Linked DNA regions of Homo sapiens: region 2 is linked to region 1. A link is a contact called in ENCODE Hi-C data. All regions are on one chromosome and are shown on one strand. The core of a region is the stretch at or near the end of the contact, and the rest is flanking DNA. Distances in the headings are between cores, read along the strand shown.

Region 1 (6,846 bases), core at 2,446-4,945:
TTGTAGTGAGCTGTGATCGTGCCACTGCACTCCAGCCTGGGCGACAGAGTGAGACTCTGTCTCAAAACCAAAAACAAACAAACAAAAAAACCAACCAAACAAAAACTTTACATGAATCTTTTTTTTTTTTTTTTTGTGGAGACAAGGTCTCACTATATTGCCCAGGCTGGTCTCGAACTCCTGGGCTCAAGTGATCCTCCCACCTCAGCCTCCTAAAGTGCTGGGATTATAGACATGAGCTACCACACAGCCTACATGAATCTTACTGCAAGTAATTTTTTGTGGCTTGCTTTTTTTGTTTCTCAGTATTGTTTGTGAAATTTGTCCATATTGATTTTTTTTTTTAGCTGGAGTTTGGTCTGTGGCTTATTTTTTTACTTTATTGTTTATTTTCATAAGCAGAAGTTTAATTTTTTTAATGTCAAACCTTTGTGGTTTATGCTTTTTGTGTCTTGTTTTTTTTTTTACTTGAGATGATAATAATGATATTCTTTCATTTTCTTCTGACAATTTTAAGTTGTGTTTTTTCCACTTTAAGTCTTTAATCTGTTTTTTTTTTTTAATTTTTAATTTTTTTAGAGACAGGTCTTGCTCTGTTGCCCAGGCTGAATTCCTGGCCTCAAGTGAACCTCTTGCTTCAGCCTCCTGAACAGCTGGGATTACAGGTGCAAGCCACCATGTCCAGCTAATTTTTTTTCTTTATTTTTCCTTTATCTGGTATTGGTTTTTGTTTATGCTGTGAGGTAGAGATCAATTTTATTTTCATCCAAGTGAAAAGGTAGATCATGCCACTCCTTTGCTCAAAAATTTCCAAATCTTCCCATATTCCCCAAAATTAAAGTTCTTTCTTTTCTTTTTTTTTTTTCTTTGAGTCAGAGTTTTGCTTTTGTTGCCCAGGCTGGAGTGCAATGGCATGATCTTGGCTCACTACAACCTCTGCCTCCTGAGTTCAAGCGATTCTCCTGTCTCAGACTCCTGAGTAGCTGGGATTACAGGCATGCGCCACCATGTCCGGCTAATTTTGTATTTTTGGTAGAAACAGATTTTCTCCATGTTGGTCAGGCTGATCTTGAACTGCTGACCTCAGGTGATCGGCCCACCTCAGCCTCCTGAAGTGCTGGGATTACAGGCGTGAGCCACCACGCCCTGCCTAAAATTAAAGTTCTTAAAATAGAATGAAAGTCCATATATGATCTGGCCCTCTGAAATGTCTCTGACCTCATCTCTTTCCAGTGAACACTGGCCTCCTTGCTCTTCCTTGAACACTCCCGAAATGTTCAGGGCCCTTGACTTTCTGTTTGTCTGCTGGAAATTTTCAATGTCTATACTTCTGGCTTCCTCATTTCCCAAGTCTCTGCTCAAGGTCACCTTATCATGGAGGACTTCTCTAGCCACCCTAGCTAAAATCTCCCTCCAACACACACACACACACACACACACACACACACACACCCCAGCGTTTGGTATTTCTCTTCTTTCAAAGAACTTACCTGAAAAACTCTCTGGGTCTAGTATAGTTGTGTGTTGGGGTAGTGGTAGATGGGTATTTTTAAAAGTGTTGATTTAATTTTTTGAATGGCTTAAGGACTACATGGGACTTTCAATTTCTTCTTAAGTTAGTTTTAACCCTTTCTCTACAAAAAAATATATTTTTAAAATTAGCCAGAAATGGTGGCACACACCTGTAGTTCTAGCTACTTGGGAAACTGAAGTGGGAGGATCCCTTGAGACCAAGAATTTGAGGCTGCAGTGAGCTATGATTGTGCCACTGCACCCCAGCCTGGGCAACAGATACCCTATCTCTAAAAAACATTTTTTAAAAAATTTTACTTTCTGAATAGTTAATATATGCCCACAGTATAAACATTCAAGTTTCAAAAGTATACACAGTGAAAATTAGATCTCTCTCCATCTCTGCCTTCTAGCTACCTGGTTCCCCTCTCTTGGCATCAATTTCTTGTCTGTTTCCCTAGTTTCTTATTTATCCTCCCAGATATATGTCGTGCATGTAGAAGCACATAACATATATTGTTTTTACATAAATGGTGGAATGCCATATATATTATCCTGCACATTGCTTTTTTTCCACTGAACCATGTATGTTAGATTTGCTTCCAAAGCTATTCATAGAGGGCTGCCTCATTTCTATTCCAGTTACCTAATATTCTATTGGATGATGTACCATCATTTATTTACTTAGTCTCCTTCTGAAGGATAATTAGGCTATTCTGTCTTTACAGTGGCCTTCTAAGAAGCCAGTGTGTTTTGCCCATCTTCAATCGCTGCTTCACCCTGATGTCAGATATACCTTCTCCTTAAACTTCCATTCCCATGCTATCATTTCCCTGTTCAAGAATTTCCAACAGCTACCCAGTTCCCACAGAATAAGGCTGAACTTCTTACCCTTGAACGAAGATTCTGCATGGTCTCTGCCTTCTTTTCCATCATGTCTTCCTGTTCCTGAGGACACTCCCCAAAACTGATGACTTGAGGTTTTCCCAAATGTACCTCTGATTTTAGGGGCTCCAAAGTTTTCTTCAGCCTGCTCTACCGTCCCCTTTGAACCCTATGAGGGAAATCCTTCCCTCCCCCTGGACTGGTCACACTGGGCTCCAGGTCCTCTCTGGAACAGCTGCACTTTAAATATTTCAGCCCAGTCTCCCACTGTACACCCTACAGAGCCAGAACAGGTGTTTTGAATTTTGTTTGGGGTTACTGATATTTAAATTGTTCACCAATGGTCCTTCCTCTTCTAAACTCCAAATTCCTTGTGGGCAGGGACTGATGACTGGGAATGGGGAATACTAAAATGAAAAGATATCCTGACTTCCAAGTAGCTTAAAACATAAAGGTAAGCTGGGCACAGTGGCTCACGCCTGTAATCCCAGCACTTTGGGAGGCTAGGGCAGGTGGATCACGAGGTCGGGAGATCGAGACCATCCTGGCTAACATGGTGAAATCCCGTCTCTACTAAAAATACAAAAAAATTTAGCTGGGTGTGGTGGCAGGCGCCTGTAGTCCCAGCTACTTGGGAGGCTGAGGCAGGAGAATGGCGTGAACCCGGGAGGCGGAGCTTGCAGTGAGCCGAGATTGCGCCACTGCACTCCAGCCTGGGTGACAGAGCGAGACTCAGTCTCAAAAAAAAAAAAAAAAGAAAGAAACATAAAGGTGAGCCAGATATGCAAAATTAAAATACACAACACAGTAGGATCTTAGTTTAAGTGGAAGTATGCTCTATGCTCAGGGCAATCATGGTCGGGGGGAGTTTTTATTTTATTTCATTTTTTTACTTTAAATCTCTGGTCTCTAGTCCAGCGTCTGGTACATGGCAGCTGCCCAGTAAGTGCCTGTTGAATGGAGAATAACATAAAAAGAGGCATTTAAGGCAAGTGTCAACTTCTTGCAGTAACAGTCACCTTTTATATATAAAATAAGTCAACAGATAGTGTAGTGTGGATGTCGCTTATCTTTTGGGGAGAAAGAGGGCTGTGTGGGAGGGGATGGAATCAACTTTCAGCCAGGGAGGGAGGCGAAGACATTGCCTCCCGGGTCGGGGGTGGGTGGGGGGTCCAGGCGGCTGCGGGGCGCGGGAGAGGCGGGGAGAAGGGAAGGGGGAGGAGACTCTCGCCTCCTGCCCCGCCTCCCCCACCCCGCGGCGGCGGCGGCGCAGGGCGGCCGCGCGGGTGTTGGCACCAGAGGCAACAGCTGCAGCAGCCGCGCCGCCCCCTCGCCCGCGGCTCCCAGGGTGATCCCGAGCACAGCCGGTGGCTCGCGGCGCGGCAGCCCCAGAAGACGGGAAAGTTCGCGGCCGGAGCGCGGAGATGCCGGGCAGCGACACGGCGCTCACCGTGGACCGGACCTACTCGTACCCCGGCCGGCACCACCGCTGCAAGAGCCGGGTGAGCGCAGCGGGCTGGGGGGCGGCGGGTGCGCGCGGGCCCGGGGGCGAGGCGGGCTGGGGCGGCGGCTCAGTGCTAACCCACGCGCCCCCGGCGTTTCGCCGCCGCCCTCCGCTGCCGCCGGAGGTCCGTGCCTCCCCGATCCTCCGAGCTAAAAGGGTGGGCGTCGGGGGCGTCGGAGCCCAGGCTGCGGTTCTGGGATCCCAGGTCCGCCTGCCCCTCACGGCGCCCAGGTCCCCGCGCGCTATGCGGGACGCCCGGTTCCCCGACGGCCCGCGCTCTGCTGTCCTCCCCGCCAGGGAGCGCCCGCCGCTCCGCGAGGGAATCCCGCCACCCGGCCACCCGCGGCCCCGCGTCTCCAGGTCTCCGGGGTCTCGCCCTGGGTGTGACGGTGCCCTCCCCGCCGAACGTCCCGGCGGCCGCCCTGTCTCCCTGTCCTCGGGGCGTGTGGCCGGAACCCGAGCGCGGTGCGCAGCCGGAGCGCGGGGAGGCGGCGGACGGGCTCTGCCCAAGTGAAAAGTCAGAATCTTTGCGCTGCCTCTCCGGAGTTTCGAGCCGAGCCGAGCAGGCGCCCTCGCCATTGTTTGCAGTGTAATTTGCTGTTGCTGATTTTGGCTGTGGGCGAAAATAGCTCATTCTGAGCCTGCTGCAGAGACGAGCCCTGTAGGGCTTCAAAATAAAGACGGAGGCCGCAGCCCAAGCGCGGGTCTGTCCTGGGAGAGGAAGCCTTCGCCCTCCCCGGTGAATACCTTTGCCCTCCCGGGCTGTTGAATCGTCGAGGCTGGATGTGAGGCTCTGTAACCCGTTCTCCCCAGGGCTGATTGAAGTGCCATTTAACAAAGCACCTCCTCCACGCTGGCATCTGTTCTGGCAGGAGGCACCTGGAGTTGTTCTTTGCTCCGCCAACTACTTACTCGCTTGTCCGAGAACTGGGGATTTGGGTGTCAGCCTCTGTGTAAAGTTCACGGAGGGAGAGCCGGGCTCAGATTCTGGCCTGCCACTTCCAAGATCGAGAGACCAACTGGATGGAAATAGTAGCAATAGTGACGGGGTTGTGTCGCGGCCCTTTGTGCAGGATTTTGGTCTTCACTCATAATTTGAAGTAGTAATCGATTGCCCCAGAAGTGAAGCAATGAGTCTCTGGTTTATTTGCCCGCTTTCCCTTTTTCCTTTAGCATCTGTTAATCATTTTGGAAGGATGATTTGAGTTTTTACAGATTGAATATATTTGGTGGAATAATACCTCATGCACTCATCTCAATCTTACAATTCTCTTGTTTTTGCACTTTGTGTATAAGTTTCGTAACAGTTTGCTGTGAAAATAACCAGAAACTCCATTTGGAATAAACATTGAAGAAATGTGCTTACCCACAGGTAGACATTTCTTCTTGGATAGCTGTAATGCTAGTTAACAGAACTATGAAGAAAAGGAGATCATCTTCGAATGCATTTGTAATTGAGAGGATTCTGTAAAGTTAATATTGCAGACTTGAAATGTGAAAGCTTGTTTTTTCTTGTCACAACTGTGATCTTCTTTGTGTAAACAAGATTAGTAATCTTAGCGGGATGGATGGCTCATTGTCAACTCATTTAAGTGGTTTGGCAAAACTCATGCAACTTTACAAAACTCACTCTTCATAACCTGTAAAATGGTGGTGATAAAGTTTGTGCCTCAACTGCTTAGGTGGAATGTGGTAAAGCAATTGTGTAAGGTAACTGCAGAGTGTTTCTGCCGCATCTGCCACTGTTGCCTGTCTACGCCAGTCTTTTCTATTAAAAGGTCAAAACCTTATGTGATTTCTTGATTTTCTTTAAAATTCTGCTGACGGGCCGGGGGCGGTGGCTCATGCCTGTAATCCCACCACTTTGAGAGGCCGAGATAGGTGGATCACCAGGTCAGGAGTTCAAGACCAGCCTGGCCGAGATGGTGAAACCCTGTCTCTACTAAAAATACAAAAATTAGCCGGGCGTGGTGGTGGGCGCCTGTAATCCCAGCTACTCGGGAGGGTGAGGCGGAGAATCACTTGAACCCGGGAGGCGGAGGTTGCAGTGAACCGAGATCGCGTCAGCCTGGGCACAGAGCGAGACTCTGTCTTTAAATAAATAAATAAATAAATAAATAAATAAATAAAACAATTCTACTGACAATGTTATTGTACCTGCTGCCTTGTATTGTTAGCATGGAGATACCCGATTTTTAAATAAGCTGTGTATTAAAACTGAGTTAGACATTATATGTGCGGATTATCGTAAATTAGCACATTGGGCCAGTCAGATCTAGTGAAGAGAGGAAATCAGAGAAGGGCTAGAACTTCAGCAGACCGTAATCACAAATTCTACTACAGTGATGCTGGACTTCTTGAGGTCCCAGTTGAAACTTCTCAGCTATCTGCTTTTAGGTTTTTTATTGTTGAGACAGCGAGGAATAGGTAGAACTAGTGAAATTTTTGTAAACTCATAATAATAACTTTTCTCAAGCAGGGTTGATGTAATTTCAAGTCTGTCCTGAGGCTACAATAAGTCTGTTGTAATGAAGGGAAAGCAACAATTTTACTGTGCAGAAAGTATTCATCCATTTAAATGATCGTAGCTCCTGTATTGTGGAACTCACTTGGATGCAGCTGTAAAGATATGTTTTCCTGACACCCAGAACGTATGTGATGCGAGAGGAAGACATCGAGTGCTAATTTCTTGATGTCACCATCTCCTTGGGAGGAAACTAGTATAGGATTTAAAAAGAACCCTTTTATGAACTCATTTGGTGAATTAGCTCCCCTAAAAATGCCAATGAGAACTAGGGGGTCATGGGAAGAGTCGACTAATCTTTCAGGGATATGGAGTTTCTGCCTAGAAGTGGGCAAAGACTCCATGAGATGAAGTTCTTAGTTACTGAATGGTCATTTTTTAAATTCAAAATCAATACCTGTTGAGATAACAGGGAAACTAC
Region 2 (6,846 bases), core at 1,157-3,656, 350 kb after region 1:
TCATACCACCTCAGTGAGGTAGCTTAGAAATATTATACAGAAATTGAGGCACAAAGAGGTAAGTGACTTGCCCAAAGTTCCCAACAGCACAGTCCCTGGAAGAGGAGGTAACTCTCCACACAGGACTCATGTGCCAGAAAGCTGGACAGGGACACCCTCATGTAGCATTTAGTAAATACTTAGATAAAGCTGTAGCTGATCCTTTGAGTTTTCAGTACCCTAAAGTAGTAGGGGAAGTCTTTTGGGCAACTCTCCTACCCTTGGCTCTCAACTTTCCTACTGTTGTTCTCTTATGAACTCCTTCACCTCTTTGAAGACTGTAGCAGCCTTCAATGGGGACCAGACCTCTCACCTTTATTCTGATCTGTCATCTATTTGGTAGTTTTGTTTGTTTGAGGTGTGTCCGTTGGACAGACAATGGTCAAAAGCAACAGGATTGGGAAGGTGCCTATCAGGGTAGTAACTGCTTATTTTCTCTGATCAGTTTGTTGAGGTGTCACCTCTCTCATGCTTTTCCAGATAATACAGAAGCAAAAAGGAATTGCCTTTAAGACAAATTCATATTTAAATCCTAATGCTCCATACAGTGTTGGTAAATGATTTCAAGGAATATGTGATCAATGTTATTTGACTTGAAAAAATTTTCTTTCCTAGATGGGGGATTTGGAGCACCAAGGGTAAAAGGTGCCTGCCACAAGAAAAGCTCAAGAGTTGCCAATTATGCTGTTTACTTCTTCTGGTTTAATAGAAGGAAAACACAGTGGTATTAAAACTGGTCATGAGCAGCAAAAATTCAGGAATTAAAAAATCAGCACTAAAAAGACTACAGTATAACTGGATAGAGAATTCTTTAAAAAGAAAGGCATGAATAAAATGGGTATTTTAAATTCTTTCTCCTGCGAGGAATACTTTCAAAAAGTACATAGTAAGACTAAGATACCAAGTTGTATACTAATATTTTTCAGGCCTTGGGCCTCAAATATATATATTTATATATAATACTCCAGTGTGAACAGCAATTCGATAAAATGTAAAATGTATCTTTTTTTTTTTAAATCACACACAAGTATTCATAACCACAGGGTTCACCAGAAATCTAAAGCAAGGAGACACTCACTCATATAGAAATGGAGTTACTCTTCCACAGATCGTTCTGATCAAAGGTTTTGGAACAGAAATGAATTAATGATTTTTTTGTATAATATCCAACATGTCCACTATCAAATACATTTAGTATGAAAAAACAGATGAAGAAAAGGAACATACATTAGGACAAAGTATCTGGTTAAAATGCTGTTCATTTAAATAAAGCCCACTCTCCTTACTTTAGAGCTCCTTGGTGAAATGGAGGTGAGTTTGATGGAGTGCAGTTGATGACCACTGAAAAACACGAGCCCTTTCAACAATGTTGCAACACTGTTAGTTTTTGGTTTAAACACACACACACACTCACAAATGCTAAGTGTACACTACCAAATTCTGCGGTCAGCTTTTCCAAGAACTACTGGGGAAAGTTTCAATGCTGCAAATCCTCGAGGTTGCCCTAACACCCCCACCTTGTTTCCAAATGACTCATTTCACATTTTGTTTTGAGCACTGGCAGTATCCCTTTACAATGCAGAGGTGCAGTGTAGCACAAGTGCTACATAGCTGTAGTTTTCAAACAAAACCACTTATATCATTGTGCTTAAGTGGAGACTGTAGTTACAATACTGACATTCGCTTACTGGCCTTGTATTCTCTGTAAACAAGGAGGCTGTTTGCAACAACCACTTCAACTCTATTTACAGAAGGGTTCCCACGGTATACACACAGGCACAAGGGTTGGTATGCTTTCTAAAAGCTGTGCATGTGCCTTGGTCTCTTAAAAAGACAGTGCCCAAAGTGGAACCTATGTGCAAACAACAAATTAACGACACAGAGTAGCTCAAGCAGCCATTTTGCTCCCAAGTCGTCTGAAGAACTTTGCCAGATTAAGCCAGGCCCCAGAGTGCTTACATCCACTTGCATTTCTTCTTTTCATCAAATAAGACTTTTACATGCAAGAGTTGTTTCTGAGCTTCTTCCAGCCCTCGTTCTCTTTCTAGTTTATTTAGAATCTGTTGACAATTAGAACAGTTATTTTAGATATTGTGGTTTTAGCGTTACAATTCTGTTTTTTGCATACCTGATGCTGTGAGTGGTAAAATCTGTATGAAACAGATGCCAACATTTTCTTCCATCATTTACATACTCACTTTGCAAGTTGTTTTGCTAAGTCCTTATCACAGGATCAACAATACCTTGGCTTAAAATAGAAGCTCGCAAGAAATACCAACTATTTGCTTACAAATATGGGGCCAGGCTTCCTAGGCCCTGCTTTATGCATTATGTCACAGCCATTCCAAGCACAGCAAGCATTCCTGGGCAGCCAACATGCAGGCAAGTATTTCTCCTTAAATGCAGCAGGCAGGGACATCCTGGTCAGAGACAGATCCTTCCCTTCCCTCCCATCTGGGCAGTGTAGTCCCTCCTCGTGCTTCCCTTCTCTCCCCTGACCCCTGGAACGAGGGATGCTTATCATGTTTAAGAACTCATTGCCTCTACCCTACCTTAGAGCTTCACTTCATCTTCAAGTAGCAAATGGAATTGGTGAGCTATTCTCACCATTGACATGGATAGCCTGTCCCAGCATGATTGGGGGGGAATCAGGGAAGGGGGAGTTAACATTTGTTTGGAAACAAAGCATCTGATGAATGTGTCTGTTTGAATTTCCAAAGAAAAAAACCCAGATTAAGGAGAATTAATCATAAAGGAGAATGGTTTATTGAAATAGTCGCTTAAGTTAGAAATATGTCATAATTTCATATAACGATTGAATACAGAATCTAGGCAATTTAACAAGCTTAGCTTTCATTTTTAGCAAATTACAATCAAGCATAAGCTGACCCCATTTAATAGGGCCACTACTTACTCATCAAAGTTAACTTGAGTCAGGGTGGCTGTAGGCCCCATGAACTCAAATGTAAATTCAGGCTGGTCCAAATGTGGGCAGCATGATAAAACTGTAAGGGGGGCAGCCATGTACAGGGTCTGGCTCAGTGCCAGGATCCCCCATCTCAGACAGGCTTCCTGGCTTCCCTTTCTGGCCTTTTGGGATGCCAGAGCTGTTCTGAAACTGACAGAATGCTATAACCACATCCTTGTGCCTGATTCAAAGGTTAAAAACAATGTTATTTAAAATCTTACCTCATCAAAATATTTTACGATGTATTTGTAAATTTCTGTCAAGGCCACTTCTTCATTAAATTCATTTTCATGTTTCTAAAAGAAAGACTTGTTGAGAGATTCTGAAATGACGTAAAGTAACCAAATATAAGCTTATTTCTGCTTTCTAATGATACCTTAGATTCCTGAGTTAAAAATTCTTCCATTTCTGAGGATGACAATGGAGGCAAATCCCTGATTGCTTTGTAATAAGATTTTACTTCTTCTTTGTAGGTTGGGATATCCTTGGCATAGAGAAGCTTATTAGTTGGTGCTTCCTGGGGAAAAAAAAAAAAAAAAAGCAACCATCACCAAAAGAGTAAAAAAAAAAAAAAAAAAAGATGGAGGAATTTATAATATTCCAATGTAGCTGAACCCCCACCACCAACCAGTTTTACCTCTTGCTAACAAGGCTTCATGCAGTAGGCCTTAAATGTTGTTGACTGAATGACTGACTGCTATCTAGATAGTTCTGGTGAGTCACTGTTATTTTCAGGCAGATTAAATGCTAATATATTCTGCCTTCCTCTCATAAAAGAACTAAAATTATTATTTTTGCATGATTTTGAGTTACTGTAACAATGGAACTTATTTCAATCATAGTTCATTACTAATGGTTGTAAAAAGCCTGAATTAAAACATTTGCTCTCATCCTCACCCACCAGTGAATTTGGCATTTACAAAAGACTTGATTGTAGGTCTGATTGAGCCCTTTATATAACCATGAAACTGGTAAGTAATTGGCAGAGGCAGATTTTCCAGCTTGTCCCTTTTATTTCATTAGATTATAGACATCATCCAGTTTCTTCAGGGAAGCACATGGTCATTAGTATTGGTGGCTCTGATGTGTGATTTTGCAGAGGTTCTCTGGCAATTTGAATGATTCTACGTAATTATAACAGTGATATTTAAAAATTAAATATGATTTTATTTTTAAAAATCATTATTTTTCACAAAACTTTAAAAAATTCTACTCAGGGAAGATAGGTAAGTTAATGATAGGGCTAATGTCCCAGCCCATGAGGCTGAATCAATGGCTTGATGAATCATTCTGAAGGATGCCTAGAGACTGAGATATTATTGAGATTTTCTCATTTGTCAAATTTAAGTGGAACCCAGAAATCATGCTATCATTCATTCATTCAATAAACATTATTAAGCACTGGAGCAGGCATTGAGAGTACAATGATAAAGACTAGTGGCTGCCCTTGAGAAGCTTACAATCTAGTTGCAAAGACAGATTTATGAAGTGCTTACTATGATACAAATAATTAGCAGCAGTAGTTGACAGAAAGAGTTGGACAAATCAGAAATCATAATTCTGCTACTTTGTGTGGTTTCAGGCAAGACTTGTAACCTCCCAGAACATCAATTTTCTCATCTATAAAATGAGGGTAATAATAACTACCTTATTTGGTACTTGTGAGGATTAAGTGAAGTGTGTCAAGAACATAATTCATAAACAACTGTTTTTAGTGTGAACAAACATTTAAGTGCCTTTCAGTGTGCTGCATGCTAAGATGAACTTTATTAGTCAAATGAAGAAAGTGCTGTAGGAAATATATTGGGGAAAGTTCACAAAGTAGGCATATGTAGACTGATCTGAGTCTCCTACAGTTTCTGGTCCTCATTAGGAAATCATATTTGTCGAATGAATAAAATGTTTATGATGAATGAATGGGTAGGATTTTACTAGACAGAGGGACTGTGAGACAGGAAAGATGAGCAAAGGGGTGTGAGAACAAGTTCATGGTGTGAACTTGGGAAAAGTAAAAGCTGTAGCACAGTGGGTATGTGGGGCGTGCAAGAAAATAACGAGGCCAGCAAAGAGGGCTGAAGCCCATCAGGAAGCACTATGTGGCACTGTGAAGACTTTAGCTGGTAGGTAATGGGAAATAGTTGCAATTTTTAAGAAGCAGACTGACATCATCAGATTTATGTTTTAGAAAGATTACCTGAGAGACAGTGAAAAGGAAAAGTTTAGAAGGAAAGGTGGACAGCAGGGGCAAGGACACCAATTAGGAAGCAGTTATCCCAGTAGGGACGGGATGAAGGGATAAGGCTAAGTGATAAGGCTAAGGAAGGAGGAGGGAGCGACAGACATTTGAGACAGAAGTAAGTGGTAACCAATAATTTGGGGATAGAGGTTGGAAGGAAGAGGAGTCAAAGATAACGTTGAGGATTCTACCTTGAGAGACTAGGCAATGCTAGGGAAGACAAAAGTAAAAACAGGTTTGTTTTGCAGAAATACTGCTGATAAAGAGTTTAGATTATGACTGGGAGTCTGAGGCACCTGTGGAACATCAGTCTCCATTCATTCCAGGTACTCTTAAAGTCCTGCCCAAGAACTCCTCCTCAGTGTTCAAAGATCCATTAGGCACAGATATTGCTCAGTTTAGTATATTTTGGAGCGCTCAAATAAGACCAAAACATCTCTTTCGAAGTTTGCTCTGATTTTTGTCTTTCTTTGAGTTCTTGGGACTATTGATCAGCAAAGAAAACCATAGGAAAACAGTACTCATGCTTTGATTAGAAACTGACAAACTGGTATTGTTAGAAATCTTGAGCAAGATTTTGTGTCCCATAAGCAATGTGTTATATTCAAATAGGCATTTTATGTATATTCAAATAGAATTGATTTAGGCAAATTTCAATGGTTGCATATTTTGGGTTAATAGTTTATCAGTGTCCATAGAATATTTTTCTAGGAAACAAAACGCATACTTTGTGATAAAGTTTTTCACAGGCAGAATTCTGCAGTTGGGTGGGGCTAATTATTTTGTTTTTCACTTTAAAAAAATTAGATTAAAAATAATGAGACAGATTTTAAATAACAGCAAATTGACAGTGGCCCTTGCTATCTCTTTTTAGCTGGTGTAGTTTAGACCAATTGTTTATTATTTGAATGCTTATCAGAAAGACAAGTATGTCAAACTCATAAGACTGCATACAAGAAATACTCAAGCTGGGCCTTACCTTCCCTAGTTGCTGCTCTGTGAGAGAAAATGCATCCATGAATGCCTGGGCAATCACTGACAAACAGCCGTCTATATGTGGTGTCTTCTTAATGTCAAAGACAAACTGAGGGTTCTTCAGGATGTTTACCCAGAAGCGAAGAGGAAGGCTGTTCAAAGAGAGAATAATCTCTTTTCAAATAGGGCCATTCATGAAGCCAATGGTCTGTTTATCACAGTTTGTAAACGGGTGTTTTTGTCCTTGTTATTGAAGTATACAACTCTGCTTAGCCAAACATACCAAGCAACAGACAGAAGCGTCACTTGGAGAGAAGAAGAAAGGGTTAACTGGCAGAGCTACTGTAAAAGAAGGATAGAGGAGGGTAAGTTTGAAAGTGGCCATGGGCAAGAATTTTCTCCAGATAGCTCTTGATTATAATCTCTCTCACCTGGATTATTTCCCATCTCCTGACAGTTTGTTCTCACATAACTATCAGCAGTCCTCTCAACACAGAATCAGACCATGTCTCTCCTCTGCTCCAACCCTCTGAGGCTCTCCATCTCCCTCTGGATAACACCCTGCATGACCTGGCCCTCCTATCCCACTGCTCCTCACCGCGCTCATTCCAACTCTCCTGTTCTCCTT

The links. Hi-C counts contacts between places; a loop is a spot of excess contacts on that map. Pooled maps may share reads with other maps.
Region 2: a pooled map shows a loop between it and region 1 (2.9-fold over the local background). The contact joins the enhancer-like site here to the promoter of TMCC3 in region 1. A Hi-C loop is called at or near these places in 2 of 37 single-sample maps with no recorded cell type and 9 of 50 pooled maps.

Annotation. Positions count from the first base shown.
Region 1 is chr12:94,647,406-94,654,251 of GRCh38, reverse strand. It overlaps TMCC3 (transmembrane and coiled-coil domain family 3), which reads left to right and starts at 3,695. Exons shown (of 4, transcript NM_020698.4): 1 at 3,695-3,899. The coding sequence starts at 3,822. It overlaps LOC105369914 (a long non-coding RNA gene), which reads right to left. Exons shown (of 2, transcript XR_945225.4): 1 at 4,649-6,846; 2 at 3,250-3,347. RefSeq lists silencers at 3,572-3,741, 3,762-4,231, 4,322-4,451 and an enhancer at 3,528-4,243.
Region 2 is chr12:94,300,434-94,307,279 of GRCh38, reverse strand. It overlaps PLXNC1 (plexin C1), which reads right to left. Exons shown (of 31, transcript NM_005761.3): 28 at 6,223-6,370; 29 at 3,384-3,524; 30 at 3,229-3,303; 31 at 1-2,099. The coding sequence ends at 1,995. It also overlaps a transcript of CEP83 not described here. Among named protein-coding and RNA genes, the nearest start is that of PLXNC1-AS1, 130 kb to the right of the region's middle. RefSeq lists a silencer at 1,353-1,452 and an enhancer at 2,067-2,946. Within about 2 kb of position 2,406, at least 3 of the 41 ENCODE cell types and tissues checked have a DNase peak (open chromatin) inside an H3K27ac peak, as active enhancers do.